3 separate regions of the Homo sapiens genome follow, and regions 2 and 3 are each linked to region 1. Evidence: chromatin loops called from intact Hi-C (ENCODE). Cell type or tissue: ascending aorta. All regions are shown on one strand.

What was found. Hi-C counts contacts between places; a loop is a spot of excess contacts. Peaks named below come from ENCODE experiments on the same cell type or tissue, not always from the same donor. Only the 100,000 strongest peaks of a DNase experiment are listed, where the experiment ranks them.
Region 2: it touches region 1 in a loop (4-fold over the local background); 2 of 110 quality-filtered maps call a loop at or near these places.
Region 3: a loop joins it to region 1, with 10 times the contacts of the local background. A loop is called at or near these places in 4 of 110 quality-filtered maps.

Annotation. Positions count from the first base shown.
Region 1 is chr19:15,834,965-15,839,964 of GRCh38, reverse strand. LOC124900418 (collagen alpha-1(I) chain-like) reads right to left here. Exons shown (of 3, transcript XM_047439793.1): 3 at 2,585-4,747. The coding sequence starts at 3,563. The coding sequence ends at 2,958. UCA1 (urothelial cancer associated 1) reads right to left here. Exons shown (of 3, transcript NR_015379.3): 3 at 3,644-5,000. Among named protein-coding and RNA genes, the nearest start is that of UCA1, 8.5 kb to the right of the region's middle. RefSeq lists enhancers at 2,528-2,677, 2,818-3,047, 3,828-5,000 and a silencer at 3,178-3,397. In ascending aorta, no CTCF peak of the experiment used is centred here; a DNase peak (open chromatin) is centred at 2,794; H3K4me3 peaks cover 1,869 bases; H3K27ac peaks cover 2,028 bases.
Region 2 is chr19:15,104,803-15,109,802 of GRCh38, reverse strand. It overlaps SYDE1 (synapse defective Rho GTPase activating protein 1), which reads right to left and starts at 2,402. Exons shown (of 8, transcript NM_033025.6): 1 at 2,282-2,402; 2 at 406-747; 3 at 1-99. The coding sequence starts at 2,369. RefSeq lists an enhancer at 166-716. In ascending aorta, no CTCF peak of the experiment used is centred here; a DNase peak (open chromatin) is centred at 2,572; H3K4me3 peaks cover 2,591 bases; H3K27ac peaks cover 3,027 bases.
Region 3 is chr19:15,777,880-15,782,879 of GRCh38, reverse strand. It overlaps the pseudogene CYP4F24P. Among named protein-coding and RNA genes, the nearest start is that of OR10H5, 7.3 kb to the left of the region's middle. In ascending aorta, no CTCF peak of the experiment used is centred here; DNase peaks (open chromatin) are centred at 2,089 and 2,689; H3K4me3 peaks cover 989 bases; H3K27ac peaks cover 1,707 bases.

The sequences.
Region 1 (5,000 bases):
TCTTTTATTCCTTTATTTTATTTTTTTTTTTTGAGAGACAGAGTCTCACTCTGTCACCCAGACTGGAGTGCAGTGGCGCTATCTCGGCTCACTGCAACTTCATCCTCCTGGATTCAAGCGATTCTCCTGCCTCAGCTTCCCAAGTAGCTGGGATTGCAGGCGTGCACCCCTATGCCAAGCTAATTTTTGTATTTTTAGTAGAGACAGAGTTTCACTAGATGTTAGTCAGGCTGGTCTTGAACTCCTGACCTCAGGTGACCTGTCTGCCTCGGCCTCCCTAAGTGCTGGGATTACAGGCATGAGCCACCATGCCCAGCCCTTATTCCTCTACTTTTTAAATGAACTTGCTTTCAGCTTAGGGACTCACTCTGAATTTTTTCTTGTGTGAGATCCAAGAACCCTCTCTTGGGGTCTGGATCAGGACCCCTCTCCTGTAACAACTCCTTGTGAGAATTTTCTGTTGGCAAAAACCAAGGCATTGAAGGAGGGAAGCATTTCCACACTGTGAGAATGGGGCAAGAGAACATGGTAGGCTGACAGAGTTAAATCCTTAGGTTTCCCTGCCTCGTCACCCCTGGTCTGGTCCACCCTGGGTCTCCACTTCAGCAGAACATGGCTCTCAAGCTTGGGAATAAGTTTAACCCCTTGAAGGCGATTTTCTTTTTGAACTGTGGGTGTGGCACCCTGCTTATCTGAACAAGCTCATTTTTTGCCTTTTTGTGTTTTGATTCCTTTATGGAATATTGCTGTCATATAACTCTGTTTTTTTCATGCATTTAATAATTGTTCTTGCTGCTGTGTCTTTATCTTCTTGTATGAAAAGGAATAGATTGAATGATAAGGTATGAGAAACCCTTACTTTCGTTGCCAACAGCCTCACCCCAAAGGTCCTCCCTCCTGTTCCAGTCTTGCCTGGCCTGGCCTCCCCTCCTGCTCTGACGCCACGGGATCCTTGGCTCCACTGGGCCCCCAAAATCACTGAGCTAAAGGGAAAATTCAAGCTGGGAACTGCTCAGGACAAACCTGCCTTCCATTCTATTCGAAGTCATCCCTCCAGCTCACTGAGATAGACGCATATTCTGATTGCCTCCTTTGGAAAGGCATATTGGAAACTCAGGAGAAGGCAACCACTTGTCTCTCCGTGACCTGGAAGCCCTCTCCCTGCTTCGAATTGTCCCCATCTTTCTGGATAGAACCAAATACTCCTTATATATATTGACTGATGTCTCATGTCTCCCTAAAATGTATAAAACCAAACTGTTCCCTGACCACCTTGGGCACATGTCAGAACTTCCTGAGGCTGTGTCAGGGGTGCATGTCCTTAACTTTGGCAAATAAACCTCCTAAAATGATTGAGCCTTGTCTGGGCATTTTTCTTGATGGACAACACTGTGTGGAATTTCCCCTAGTCCAGGAGGAAGAAAGAGGAAGGGCCCAGTGAGTACTGATGAATGCCAGTGTCCACTTGCAAATGTCACCCCACCCCCACCCCCAATCCCCAGAGGTCCTTGTTTGAAATGCTTGTTCTCGGGCGCTGTAAAGAATAGCACTTGAACATGAATTTAATTTCTTCAGCAAGGCCAGTTTCTTACTTTCCGCAGAAAAGATACACTTGCTAGCAGTTTTTGCCACGAGAGTACACTGAACAAAAGAGACAAGGTCATTTACAACTTGACGCGTCTACCCTACTGCTGTGTCCAGTTACCATTAGCTGGAACAAGACCTCACACTCTGTATTTATCCCAATCAGCTAGCAACTTAGAACTTTTTTTAAAAAGGCAAAAGCAGAAGAAAACAAAAGAAAGAAGTAACTTGTAGAACGCTAAGAAAAGTAAAAACACCTTCAAATAAAGAACAAGCTACGACCTAATACTTGGTTAGACTAGTATAAGCATGCCAAAGCAAATATTTAAGCTAAAATGTAAAAGCTAGGAACATAAAGTACATTGATTTCTTTATTACAGCTAGCAAATATTTAAGAATATTAGTACAAGTCTTTAAATAAATGTTGCTTCTAAAACAAGTTATTGTTTGTAAAAAGTAAAGTAGAGGTTCCTCTTCAAAAATTTTCCTTCCCATTCGATTAGGAATAAATAGTAACTTCTCTTAAAAGCAAAATTTATTCAAAGACCTGTGCTAACATTCTTAAATATCTGCTAGCCATAATAAAGAAATCAATATACTTTATGTTCTTAGCTCCCACAATTTAGCCCAAATATTTGCCCTGGTATGCTTATACTGGTCCAAGCAAGCATTAAGTCATAGCCTCTTCCTCTTCCTTATTTGAAGGTGTTTTTACCTTTCTCAGCATTCCACAAGTTACTTCCTTCTTCCTTTGTTCTCCTCCACCTTTGCCTCTTTTAAAACGTTCTAAGTTGCTAGCCAATCAGGACAAACACAGAATGTGAGGTCCCGTTCCAGCCAATGGAAACTGGACACAGCAGTAGGGTGGACACCTCAGGTTATAAATGACCCTGTCTCCTTTGCTCGGTGTACGCTCGTGGCAAAACTGCTGGCGAGTGTACCCTTTCTGCAGGGAGTAAAAATGGCCTTGCTAAATAAATTAATGTTAAAGTGCTATTTCTTTATGGCACCAAAAACCAAGCATTTCAAACACTATTTATTCTTAATTAGATGAAGAAGGAAGTCTTTGAAGAAGAACCTCTACTTTTCTTTTTACATCCTGACACGAGGAAGACAACAAGCCCAGTTGCCAGGAACCGCCCATTTGGGCTCCACGCAGCCAAGTGTCTTCTCGGGTCTCCTGTCTTTCTAACCCCAGGGGGCGGGACCTGAAGCGGTATCCAATCAGGGGCACTAGGGGCCGTACTAACTATCCAATCAGGAGCGTAGCCGTAGCCGGGGGACGTGGCGGGCTGTGGAAGCTTCAGTTTCTGGCGGTTTCTTTGTTTTTTGGGGTTTGGGGTCTTTGCTGCTCGCGCAGGCCCTCCTCCCCTCTAATCCCCGTCGCCGCCCCTCTGCGACGTGAGCAGGCCCAGGGGAGGACGCCGGGACACCCGGAAGCCGGAAATGCTGAGTGTGCGGGGCCGGACGTCCCGAGACCGGAGGAGGAGCTGGTGGAACCAGCCGGATCTGGCTGTGGCGGGACCCGGGCCTGTCCGCTGCGACTCCGGGGTCTGGGACCCGAGTTCCCCTGGAGCAGCTCGGCCCTCGGTCCTCTCGGCCGCAGGGTGGGGCTGGGCCGGCAGCTGGGACTCCGGGAGTCCTGTCCTGTCCCTGCGCAGTGACTGTCGCCCCAGAGCCCTCTCTGGGCAGCTCCGCATCTCCCCAGATTGTGCGGGGGCCACGGGAGGATCATGGGGGGATCCCGCCTCCGGCCTGGGGATCCTGTGGGAGGAGCCATGGCCTGTGGGCTCCCCAGTCCCGCCTTTCCCCCCGAAGGCGGCCCCCGCTTCTCCCTGAGTCTTCCAAAAGGTGTGCGAAGCCGGGTCTCCGCGACCCGGTCCCCCAGCCTCGCTCCCCCTTGGGCTGGCCGTAAATCTTGTAATGAACGTTTCCCTCCCCGCATTCTCTAACGCCAGCGTCTCCACTGCAATCCACATGGTTCTCAACTGTTAGTCCCTTTGTTGTACGTTTCAAATCGACGTGGCATTTAAATGATCATCGTTCCACAGAGCAGTGGCTGACTCTTTTAGGAAGATTTCTTTTCTGTCACCTTTTCACATATAAGGAAAGGAAAGGAAAACCACATGAAACGCCTCTGTTTACAAAAGCCTTTGTGCCGCTACTTTTATCTTAGACACCTCATCAGACTGCCTTTGGGTTGAGGTTCCTGTCACGCGTGTCCGTATAGAAGACACCCAATCAGGCTTTGTGTGAGCAACAAGGCTGTTAATTCACTTGGGTGCAAGTGGGCTGAGTCCGAAAAGAGAGTCAGTGAAGGGAGATAGGAGAGGGGCAGCTTTATAGGGCTTGGGTAGGCGTGGAAAGTTACAGTTAAAGGTGGTTATCCTCAGCAGAGGAGGGGGTCACAAGGTGCATGGTGGAGAGATGATGGGACTCATTGTCCAGGAGAAGAATGTCACAGGGTTGATTGATCAGTTGGGGCAGGGCAGGAACAAGTCATAATGGTGGACAAGTCATAATGGTGGAATGTCGTAAGGTGGGTTAATTAGTTAAGGCAGGAACTGGCTGTTTCACTTCTTTGTGGTTTTTCGGCTGCTCCAGACTTCTTGGCTCCTGCAGGCCACCTGGACGGATATGTGCAGGTCACAGGGGTTACAATGGCTAAGCTTCAGCTCACAGGCCTGACATTTTTGTCTTTTTATTTATAAAATATGAAGTTGTAGGAAAAGATTAAAAAAAAGTGTAAGTTCCTTCTGGGGATTACTGGGGTAGGGCTGATATTTCTCCGGACTGCTTCAAGTGTGACCAGGGACTGCGTGGACACCTTAAAGAAAATTTTATAATGAGTCTAGTAAGTTTCGGGTCTAGGGTGCATTTTTATGTAGCTAACAAGGTGCCAGTTAGCGTATTTTTGAGCTTGGAACTGCCCTAATAAAATAAGTTCTCTAAAAACAGTAATCAGGCATATTAGCTTTAATGTAGGTGGCGATGAGTTTTTAGGCCAAGGAAGGAATAATGTTTTATGTACCAAAGCCTTTTGTCCCCATTTTCCATCATACGAATAGTATTCCCTGTTGCTAAGCCGATGATACATTACCCTTTTCCCATAGGTGTGAGTGGCGGTCTGAATGGAGAAGTTCAATAGTTCTGATTGCAGATCCTATGCAGAAGAGATAATAAGGAAAATAATCTTTGTCTCCTGGATTAAGCTGAGGCTGGCAAAGAGTGAAATGTCCCAAGCCCTCTAACAACAAACAACATACTTTGTGTTGTCCTGGATGCTGGTCTGGTTGCCAAATATGTGGAACTGGCCCCATATGCGTGTACTGTTGTCCATTTCATGAGAGTAGGCTTGAGGACACCATGGGCAAGGATCTGATGGTTGCCAGCCTAAGCGTTTTAGACTTTTGACC
Region 2 (5,000 bases), 730 kb after region 1:
GCAGTTCCGGCAGCTTCTTCATCTTTATGGAGAGGCGCCTGGCGGGGCCCGGGGACTTGGTGCGGGAGGCTTTGGTTGGGGGGCTGGCGGGGGCTGCACCTGTGTGGAGAGCAGACTTCAGGGTCCAGGAACCTGGGCTTAGGGGAGGGGGGTGAGGCTGGTGCTCCCCTGAAGGGAAGGAGTGTGAGGCTGGTGTTCCCCTGGCGGGGAGGAGGGTGTGAGGCTGATGCTCCTCTGGGAGCATCTGACGGGGTGGGGATGTGAGGCTGGTGCTCCCCTGAAGGGAAGGAGTGTGAGGTTGGTGCTCCTCTGGGAGGAGGGAGTGTGAGGCTGGTGCTACCCTGAAGGGAAGGGATGTGGAGCTGGTGCTCACCTTGGGGAAGGGGATGGGAAGCTTGTTCTTACCTTGGGGGGCCAGGCCCTCTGACTCAGCTGAGCCAGGCTGTGGCCCCGGGGGCTCAGGTGCTGGAGGTCTGGGGTCTTCCTCAGGGATGGGGTTGTACCAGATCTCGCCGGCGGGCTCCCCAGTGCCAGGTACCCCAGGCCCTAAAGAGGTGTCCTCAGCTGGCTTGGCCCCACCCAGCACCCATCGGCGGCTACTGGGCTCCAGGCTTTGCAGGTAGGCTCCCCGTGCAGGGCTCCTTGATGCCTCGGGGCTGGAGGGCCCCTCTGCTCCGGCCTGGGACCCTTCGGGAGCCTGGGGCTCTGGCTCTGGAGGGCTGGGCTCTGGGCGCTGGGCTGGGTGGCCTGGCAGAGAGCAAGGGGAGTGAGACCCACCCAGCCCCTCACTGCCTGCAGAGCAGCCCTGTGCAATTGATCAGTGGGTGGGATGCTGTGTACGGCCCTGGCCGGCCCCTGATAAGTCATGGTTCCTTGGATCCTGCTGTTTTGTTTGGAATAGGCAGCCACAGGCTAGCGATCTCAGTTATCAGCTTAGAGCACCCCCTACTCAGTCCCTGGCATCCCAAAAGGGGACTCCATCCCTGCAGCCTCAGGGTTCTAAGTCAGGCTTCCTGGGGCCCGTAGGTACTGCGTTCCAGTCTCCACTTCCTCTACCCTCTCAATAACCGTGGCATGGAGCTTTGCACCTGCGTGGCCTTGGGCAAGTCGCTTCCCTCTCTGAGGCTCAGTATCCTCCTGTGAAATGGGGGGATGTGATTTCCATGTCCAGGGAGGCTTCCAGGAGCCTTTTGGAAAAGTATACAGCCCACAGCAGGCACTACGTGCTCAGGAGTGAGGAGCTGGGTTTTCTATTCCCTGCAGCACAGTCACTCCCAGTCCCCTGCCCCTTTTACCCTCCCTCCTGTCTTCCAAACTCTGTCGCCATCCTGGGATGGGCCCTTGTCCCTCAGCCCAGGCCAGACCCCCCACGCTCAATGCTTTGGGACTTCCCCTTCCCTCCCTCCTCTCCTGTCTCATGTCCTGGGCTGTTTCCTGTGTGTGTTTGTGTTTGGGCATCTCTGTCCCTTCTCCCTTCCCTGGGAACATTGGGAATCTTTGGGAAGGCCTGGGGGGAAGGGGTACGTCCATGGAATGGTCTGGCCTTCCTCCTTTAACTCCTTCCTTCCTGGGTCCCCCTATCCCACGCAGCTGTTTCTCTAAGGTTTTTACTTGCTACCCTGCTGAACTCCTCCTCTGGCCACCTCTGATGTCCACCCTCTAGGGTCTCTGTTTGTAGCATAGTCCAAAGAGCTGTTTAAGTCGATGGCCCTGGGCACATGACCCAATTGCTCCGTGCCTCAGTTTCCCCATCTGTATAAAAGGGACAGTTTCCTGGGGCTAAGGCAGGCGCAGTTGCCGTCACTGTTAGTAGGTGGGAGGCGGAGGGGGCAGCTACTCTGATTGACGGGCCGCCCCTCTCTTTCCTTTGCAGGAGTACGCCTCCCATCTCCCATCCTGCGCCTCCAGGGCTCCCGATGCCCCTTGCCCAGCCCGACTGGGCCCCAGTGTCCCGGCCTCCCAGCCCCTCCTCCCCTCCACCCTCCAGGCCCTCAGTCGCGGCCCCATTTCCTGTCGTGGGCGAGGCCCCCTCCCGGGCCTCCCAAGGAGCCCGCAGCGCTGGCATCCCCGGCCAGCAGCACATAACGGTCCGCGCCCCCCTCCCTCCCAGCCCCTTCCTTCCAGGACCCCTACCCTCCCCTGGCTGGAGGCACCCCAGTCTGCAGCGGGGTGCGGGGGGCTCCCCCTGATCCCCCCCACCGTCTGTCCTCGGGGCCCTGGGACCCCGCTCCCAGGCCGGGTGGGGCTCGGCGCCCCCTGTTCCCCACCGATCTCCGCTTACCGCGCTCCTTGGCGTCCGACTTTTTCCGGGGAAGTTTCTCCCGGCCCCGCAGGCGGGAGAAGGTTTTCCTGAGTAGCGGCTCGGCCATGCTGCGGCCCGGGCCGGGCCGAGCCGAGTGCGCGCCCCGGGCTCCGGCCGCGCCGCCCCGCGCCCTCCCCGCCCCGCCCGGGCCTCCCCGCCCGCCCCCCGCCCCGCGCCAGCAGGAAGCACATTCCGGGAATGCTTGGCCCAAACTTTTTTTTTTTTTCCCCTTTCCCGCGGCCCGAGCGGGCGATGCTGGGAGATGTAGTTGCCTGGGGCCGGGAGGGGTTGGAATGGGGGCTCCGGGTGCCCGGATCCGCTCCAGCTTCGATGGGACGTGACGATCGTGGCGCAGGCCCGATCCCTTGTCTTCCACCTCACCCACCCTCCCTGGATGGGACTCTGGGTGATGGCATCCAGGAAGTTCTCTTGGGTCTGTCTCCAAATCGCAGCCTCCACGTATCCTCTCTCTCCTTGCCAGGTACTGCTTCAACCTGGTGCAAGCCGTAGTGTCATTCGTTTCAATGACCGTCCCCACTACCCACCCCACCCCAAGCTTCTTCCTTGGTCTCCCCATGCCACTCTTTCCCCACTCAATTCTCTCACCTCCAAATTCCAATTACTACTGCTGTTTGACAAACCATCCCCAAACGTAATGATGTAAAACAACCATGTCGTGATTGTGAAAGGAAAATAAATCTTGAGACCTCCAAATCACTGAGCCAAAAGGAAGAAGTCAAACTGGTAACTGTGTAGGACAAACCTGCCTCCCATTCTATTCCTAAGTAAGATAGCTACAAGGTTAAAAAAGCTAGCTGGGCGCGGTGGCTCACTCCTGTAATCCTAGCACTTTGGGAGGCTGAGGCGACGGATCACTTGAGGTCAGGAGTTCGAAACCAGGCTGGCCAACATGGTGAAACTCCATCTCTACTAAAAATATGAAAAAGAAAAAAAATTGGCCAGGCATGGTGGGTGGGCACTGGTAATCCCAGCTATTTGGGAGGCTGAGGCAGGAAAATTGCTTGAACACGGGAGGTGGAGGTTGCAGTGAATCAAAATTGCACCACTGCACTCTAGCCTGGTCATCAGAGCAAGATGCCGTCTAAAAAAAAAGAAGAAAAGAAAAGAAAAAAAAAGCTACATACCTCCCCCACAATTTGCCTACAAGGAAATTCCTTATGGATGAAGGACAGGCAGAACTCAAAATTGTCCCTCTGCTCACATGAGACAAACACATATCTGATCGCTTCCTTACCTATTTGTTTCACTAAGCCAGACTAAGGCATAAGTGACTATCTCTGTAAATTGCATATTCAGAAAGGCTAGTCAGAAACTCGAAAGAATGCAATTGTTTCTCTCTTATCCACCTATAACCTGGAAGCCTTCTCCCTACTTTTGAGTTGTCCTGCCTTCCCAGACCAAACCCATGTGCATCTTACATATATTGATTGCTGTCTCATGTCTCCCTAAAATATATAAAACTAGACCAAGGTGGAGTGCAGTGGTACCACCACAGCTCACTGCAGTCTCAGCCTCTTGGGCTCAAGTGATGCTCCTGCCTCAGCCTCCCGAGCAAGTGGGACTATAGGCATGTGTCACCATACCTGGCTAATTTCCCTACTTTTTGTAGAGATAGAGTCTCATCATGTTGCCCAGACTGGTCTCAAACTCCTGGGCTCGGCTGGGTGCGGTGGCTCACGCCTCTAATCCCAGCACTGTGGGAGGCCAAGGCGGGCGGATCACCTGAGGTTGGGAGTTCGAGACCAGCCTGACCAACATGGGGAAACCCCTTCTCTACTAAAAACACAAAATTAGCTGGGGGTGGTGGTGCATGCCTATAATCCCAGCTACTCGGGAGGCTGAGGCAGGAGAATCTCTTGAACCCGGGAGGCGGAGGTTGCAGGGAGCCAATATTGTGTCACTGCATTCCAGCCTGGGCAACAAGAGTGAAACTCCGTCTCAAAAAAACAAAACAAAAAAACAAAACAAAACAAAAAACCCTCCTGGTCTCAAGTGATCTGCCCGCCTTGGCCTACCAAGTAGCTAGGATTACAGACCTGAATCAAGGTAGTGGCCCTGACTACCCTAGTTTATGTTGTCAGGAGCTTCTAAGTCTGTGTCACAGGCATGTCCATAACCTTGGCAAAATAAGCTTTCTAAATTTATTGAGACTTATCTGAGATACCTTTTGGTTTACATGATGCTCACAGATGCTGTGGTTCAGTTTGGACAGGGGAGACTTAGGCTAGAGGGTGACTAAAAAATGGCAGGGTCCTGAGTCATCTGGAGGTGTCTTCACTCAGAGGTCTTGCAACTGACGCCAGCTGTTGCTGGGGCTGTGGACCAGGGTAGCTACACAGGCCTCTCCGTGTGGTTCGGGTTTCCTTCCAGCATGGTGGTCTTGGGGTAGTCAGACTTCTTAGACAGCCACCCAGCCCTCTAAAAGTGAACAAGGAAGAAGTTGCATCTCTTCTGACCCAGCCTTGAGTGTCATGCTGTGTCACTTCTGCCACCAGATTCAAGGAAAGGGGGCACAGATTATACCTCTCTACATGGGAGGCATGTCAAGGTGACATTGTACAAGTGGATGTAGGGTGGGAGATATTGTGGCCATCTGGGAAAATATAACCTGTCTTAGCCCTACATTTCATTCTCCATATATTACCCACAGTGGACTTAAAACTGAAATCAGATTGTG
Region 3 (5,000 bases), 57 kb after region 1:
TCTGTTACTCACACGTTTCCCTGCTGACCTTCTCCCCATCATCACCCTGTTCACCCTCTTCTCCCTCGCACTCCCCTTGCTGAGACAGTGAAAATAGTAATCAATAAATATTGAGGGAACTCAGAGACCGGCACCGGTACAGGTCCTCGCATGCTGAGTGTGCCAGTCCCCTGGGTCCACTGTTCTTTCTCTATACTTTATCTCTGTGTCTTATTTCTTTTCTCAGTCTCTCGTACCACCTGACGAGAAATACCCACAGGGGTGGAGGGGCTGGCCCCCTTCAGCCTGAATCCCCTGGCTGATTGAGCTGGCAGTGGTGGTGGGGTGGGGGAGGTCTAGGGGCTCCCCAACACCCAGCTAGTGTCAGGAGCACTGTCTTCCCCACCCTCCTGCTCAGCAGCTCTGCTAGGAGCCCCATCCTTCAAGACCCCCTTCTCCCGAGTCTACCCCATAGGGCAATTCTGGACAGGATCCAGGGAGGGCCAGGAGGAGAGCCCTGGATCTGTTGGGTGGAGCATCCTGGGTGTGGGAGGAGGAGCCAGGTGCTGATTCAACAGCCTCCAGATAGCTCCCCTCTGGGCCACCACGCTGCCTGAAATTCCTCCATTATAAATGTCCCTGTATTAATATGGCATTGACCCTAATGAATGGGGGTGGAGCAGCACGGCAGAAGGAAAGGATTTGGACTTGAGGGTCTCATAGACCTGAGTTCCTGTGAGCTCTGCAACTTGGGCTAGAGGCCTGGCCTCTCTGAGCCTCAGTTTGCTTTTATGTTAAATGGACATCTTCCCTCCTCTGGATGCCATCATTTGGGTCTCTCCAACAATCCCCGGGACTCTGGCCTAGAGAGCTGATGGGAGGGTAGTGGGACAGCTTTGGGCGTTGTCATCCAGCTGGGCATCTGATACAAGCAGGTGTGGTTTACGTAGAGCACCTGACACACAGTAGGTGCACTTTATGTAGAGCACCTGGCACACAGTAGGTGTACTTTACGTGGAGTACCTAACACATAGTAGGCACACTTTATGTGGCATACCTGGCACACAGTAGGTGGTCTTTATGTAGTGTACCTGGCACATAGTATGTGTGCTTTATGTCAAGTATGTTGCACAGAGCAGTTTTATTTTATGTACGGGGCCCAACATACAGGAGGAACATTTTATGTAGGACATCTGGCACACAATAGGTGTGCTTTATTTAGAACACCTGGCACACAGCAGGCATGGTTTATATAAAGGACCAGGGACTCAAGATACAGGATTTGTGAAGGGCGCCCAGCATACAGTAGACACTCTTTATGTGGAGCACCTGGCACACAGTAGGTATGCTTTATATATGGCATGTGGCACAGAGTAGGCACGCTTTGTATAAAGTACTCTGCACAAAGTAAGCTTACATTATGTAGAGCATGCTGCACACAGTAGGTGAGGTTTATGTGGTGTACCTGGCACATAGTAGACAGAATTTATGTAGAGTACCTGATACACAGTAGGTGCACTTTATATAGTGAGACTGGCACGCAGTAGGTACACACAGTAGTGTTTTCCATACAGTCTTTCGCATGGAGTAGAGACAGGCACACAGCAGCTCAAGTGCTAGTTGTCATCCCCTTCCCTTCAGTCCCTCTTTTTGGAGCTCTCTCTTCTTAGGAGCCTTCCTCTGTCGCCCTCTAAGGCCTCATCTGACATCCCATTTCCCAGATGGGAAGCCTGAGCCCAGGATGGCCACATTGCCCACAGTCAGAGAAAGGACAGGTCAGAACAAGGACTACACTCGGGGTCCCCTCGCTCTGCCCTCCCCTGCCTGGACCCCGTCTGCTCACAGCCCCTCTCAGCCTCATCCCCTATGCCTCTGCTCTGTCCTCTAAGCTGAGCCCAGCCTCTAGATTTGCTCCTCCAGCTGGGCTCTTTATCCCCAGACTCTGACCCAGGTAATCCTCAGCAGGGTTGGGACTGGATTCTTTCTTCCTGCTTCAAGCAGTCAGGTCTCAGCTCAGGCCCTGGGCTGCCTGGAGGCAGGACTTGAACTCTTGCCAGGCTGTGAAGCCAGAGATGAGAGGCTTCTGTCTCTGAATCTCCTAAGTCTGTACCAAGATGCAGCACCTGACATCCTCCCCGCCCATGTTTGGAGAGGAGCCCAGATGATCTGGGACAAGGGTTGGCCTGGCCCAGCTCAGGTGGCTGTGAACTCTCAAGTTCATGCTTTTACCTGCCACATCCTTGCCTTGAAAGGGCAGGGTGGCTGTAAACTTGGGGCTCAGAGTCCCCTTTAACCACTCCCCAACTTCCCCTCTAAACTGTGAGGGAGATGCTGAGACCTGAGGATCCAGTCCCCATACTGGGGCACCCTGAGCTGGTTCCTCTGCACCCAGCTGGCCAAACCCCAGGTTTTGGCCGGCATCTCCCAGGCAAGGGAGATGCACCCAGGCTGTGGAGATTGACTGGCCCAGCCCAGCGCAGCCCAGCCTCCCACGACCTTTCCCTAAATCAGGGGCCAGAGGCAAAGAACTCCCAGCAGAAGAGGAGAGGAGGTTGTGTGGTACAAGCTGCTCCTGACAGAAGGTGCCAGGCTGGGGGTGGTCAGACTGGAGCCTCCTGGCCTGGGATGGGGAGGGGCACTGCCCAAGGCTGGGGTGTCTCCAGGCTGCTGGCCTGGGAGACTGGTGGTTTCCTGGTAACCGGACCCCTGGCAACCTCCCAGTGATTCAGGCTGGGCCTTTCTGGACTCTAATCAGTCTCTCTCTCTCTTCTCCTTTCTGGGTGGTTACTAGGCAACTAGAGGCCACTTGGCTATTGGATTTGGCTGGGGCTTTCTGGAATTTAGCTCTCAGTCCTTGTTTATTCATCCCAGAGCCCTCCCTTTCCTGCCTCCACCCACCCCTTCCCTGCTTCTCTCCACTGTCCCTGGAGCTCCCTGAGACTTTCCCTGGGCCTCAGGATCTCACCCTCCATCCTGTCTGCCCTGCAGGATGCCGCAGCTGAGCCTGTCCTGGCTGGGCCTCGGGCAGGTGGCAGCATTCCCGTGGCTGCTCCTGCTGCTGGCTGGGGCCTCCCGGCTCCTGGCCGGCTTCCTGGCCTGGACCTATGCCTTCTATGACAACTGCCGCCGCCTTCAGTACTTTCCACAACCCCCAAAACAGAAATGGTTTTGGGGTCAACCAGGACCTCGTGAGTGTGGCAGCAGGATGACTCTGGGATCTCAGGGTGGATGGAATTCCCAAAGGGCAGGAAGGGGGATCAAGGAGCTGGGTTTAGAGGGTGGCTGAGGTGTGGGCCGGCAGAGAAGCGAGGGAGGCGGCTCATTCACTCACTCCTCTACCCATGCACTCACTCCTCTCCTCACTCACTCACTCCTCTACCCATGCACTCACTCCCCTCCTCACTCACTCACTCCCCTCCTCACTCACTCACTCCCCTCCTCACTCACTCACTCCCCTCCTCACTCACTCCCCTCCTCACTCACTCACTCCCCTCCTCACTCACTCACTCCTCTCCTCACTCACTCACTCCTCTCCTCACTCACTCACTCCTCTACCCATGCACTCACTCACTCCTCTACCCATGCACTCACTCACTCCTCTACCCATGCACTCACTCACTCCTCTCCTCACTCACGCACTCCTCTCCTCACTCACTCACTCCTCTCCTCACTCACTCACTCCTCTCCTCACTCACTCACTCCTCTCCTCACTCACTCACTCCTCTCCTCACTCACTCACTCCTCTACCCATGCACTCACTCACTCCTCTCCTCACTCACGCACTCCCCTCCTCACTCACTCACTCACTCCCCTCCTCACTCACTCACTCCCCTCCTCACTCACTCACTCCCCTCCTCACTCACTCACTCCCCTCCTCACTCACTCACTCCTCTCCTCACTCACTCCTCTACCCATGCACTCACTCACTCCTCTACCCATGCACTCACTCACTCCCCTCCTCACTCACGCACTCCTCTCCTCACTCACTCACTCCTCTCCTCACTCACTCACTCCTCTCCTCACTCACTCACTCCTCTACCCATGCACTCACTCACTCCTCTACCCATGCACTCACTCACTCCTCTCCTCACTCACGCACTCCTCTACCCATGCACTCACTCACTCCTCTCCTCACTCACTCACTCCTCTACCCATGCACTCACTCACTCCTCTACCCATGCACTCACTCACTCCCCTCCTCACTCACGCACTCCCCTCCTCACTCACGTACTCCCCTCCTCACTCACTCACTCCCCTCCTCACTCACTCACTCCCCTCCTCACTCACTCACTCCCCTCCTCACTCACTCCCCTCCTCACTCACTCCCTCCCCTCCTCACTCACTCACTCCCCTCCTCACTCACTCACTCCCCTCCTCACTCACTCCCCTCCTCACTCACTCCCTCCCCTCCTCACTCACTCCCTCCCCTCCTCACTCACTCCCTCCCCTCCTCACTCACTCCCTCCCCTCCTCACTCACTCCCCTCCTCACTCACTCCCCTCCTCACTCACTCCCCTCCTCACTCACTCCCGTCCTCACTCACTGACTCCCCTCCTCACTCACTGACTCCCCTCCTCACTCACTGACTCCCCTCCTCACTCACTCACTCCCCTCCTCACTCACTCACTCCCCTCCTCACTCACTCACTCCCCTCCTCACTCACTCACTCCCCTCCTCACTCACTCACTCCCCTCCTCACTCACTCACTCCCCTCCTCACTCACTCACTCCTCTCCTCACTCACTCACTCCTCTCCTCACTCACTCATTCCTCTGTAGTTCCATCCCAAGCCTTTCTCACCTACCTGTCCTCCCACCCCAGCCTGTCTGGATCCTTTTGCTGCCTGTCTTTCCTACAATAGTGCACCTCCAAGGGGCTCCTGCAGTACTGTGGGGCACAGAGCAGGGCTCTCCTGGCATCCCCACCTTCTCCACTCTGGACTTGAGGCCTCCTGAGCCCACTATCCAGGGGCTGCTCCCTGCCTGACCCATTTCCTTGTGTCTGCTCATCTCTGGGCTGCTG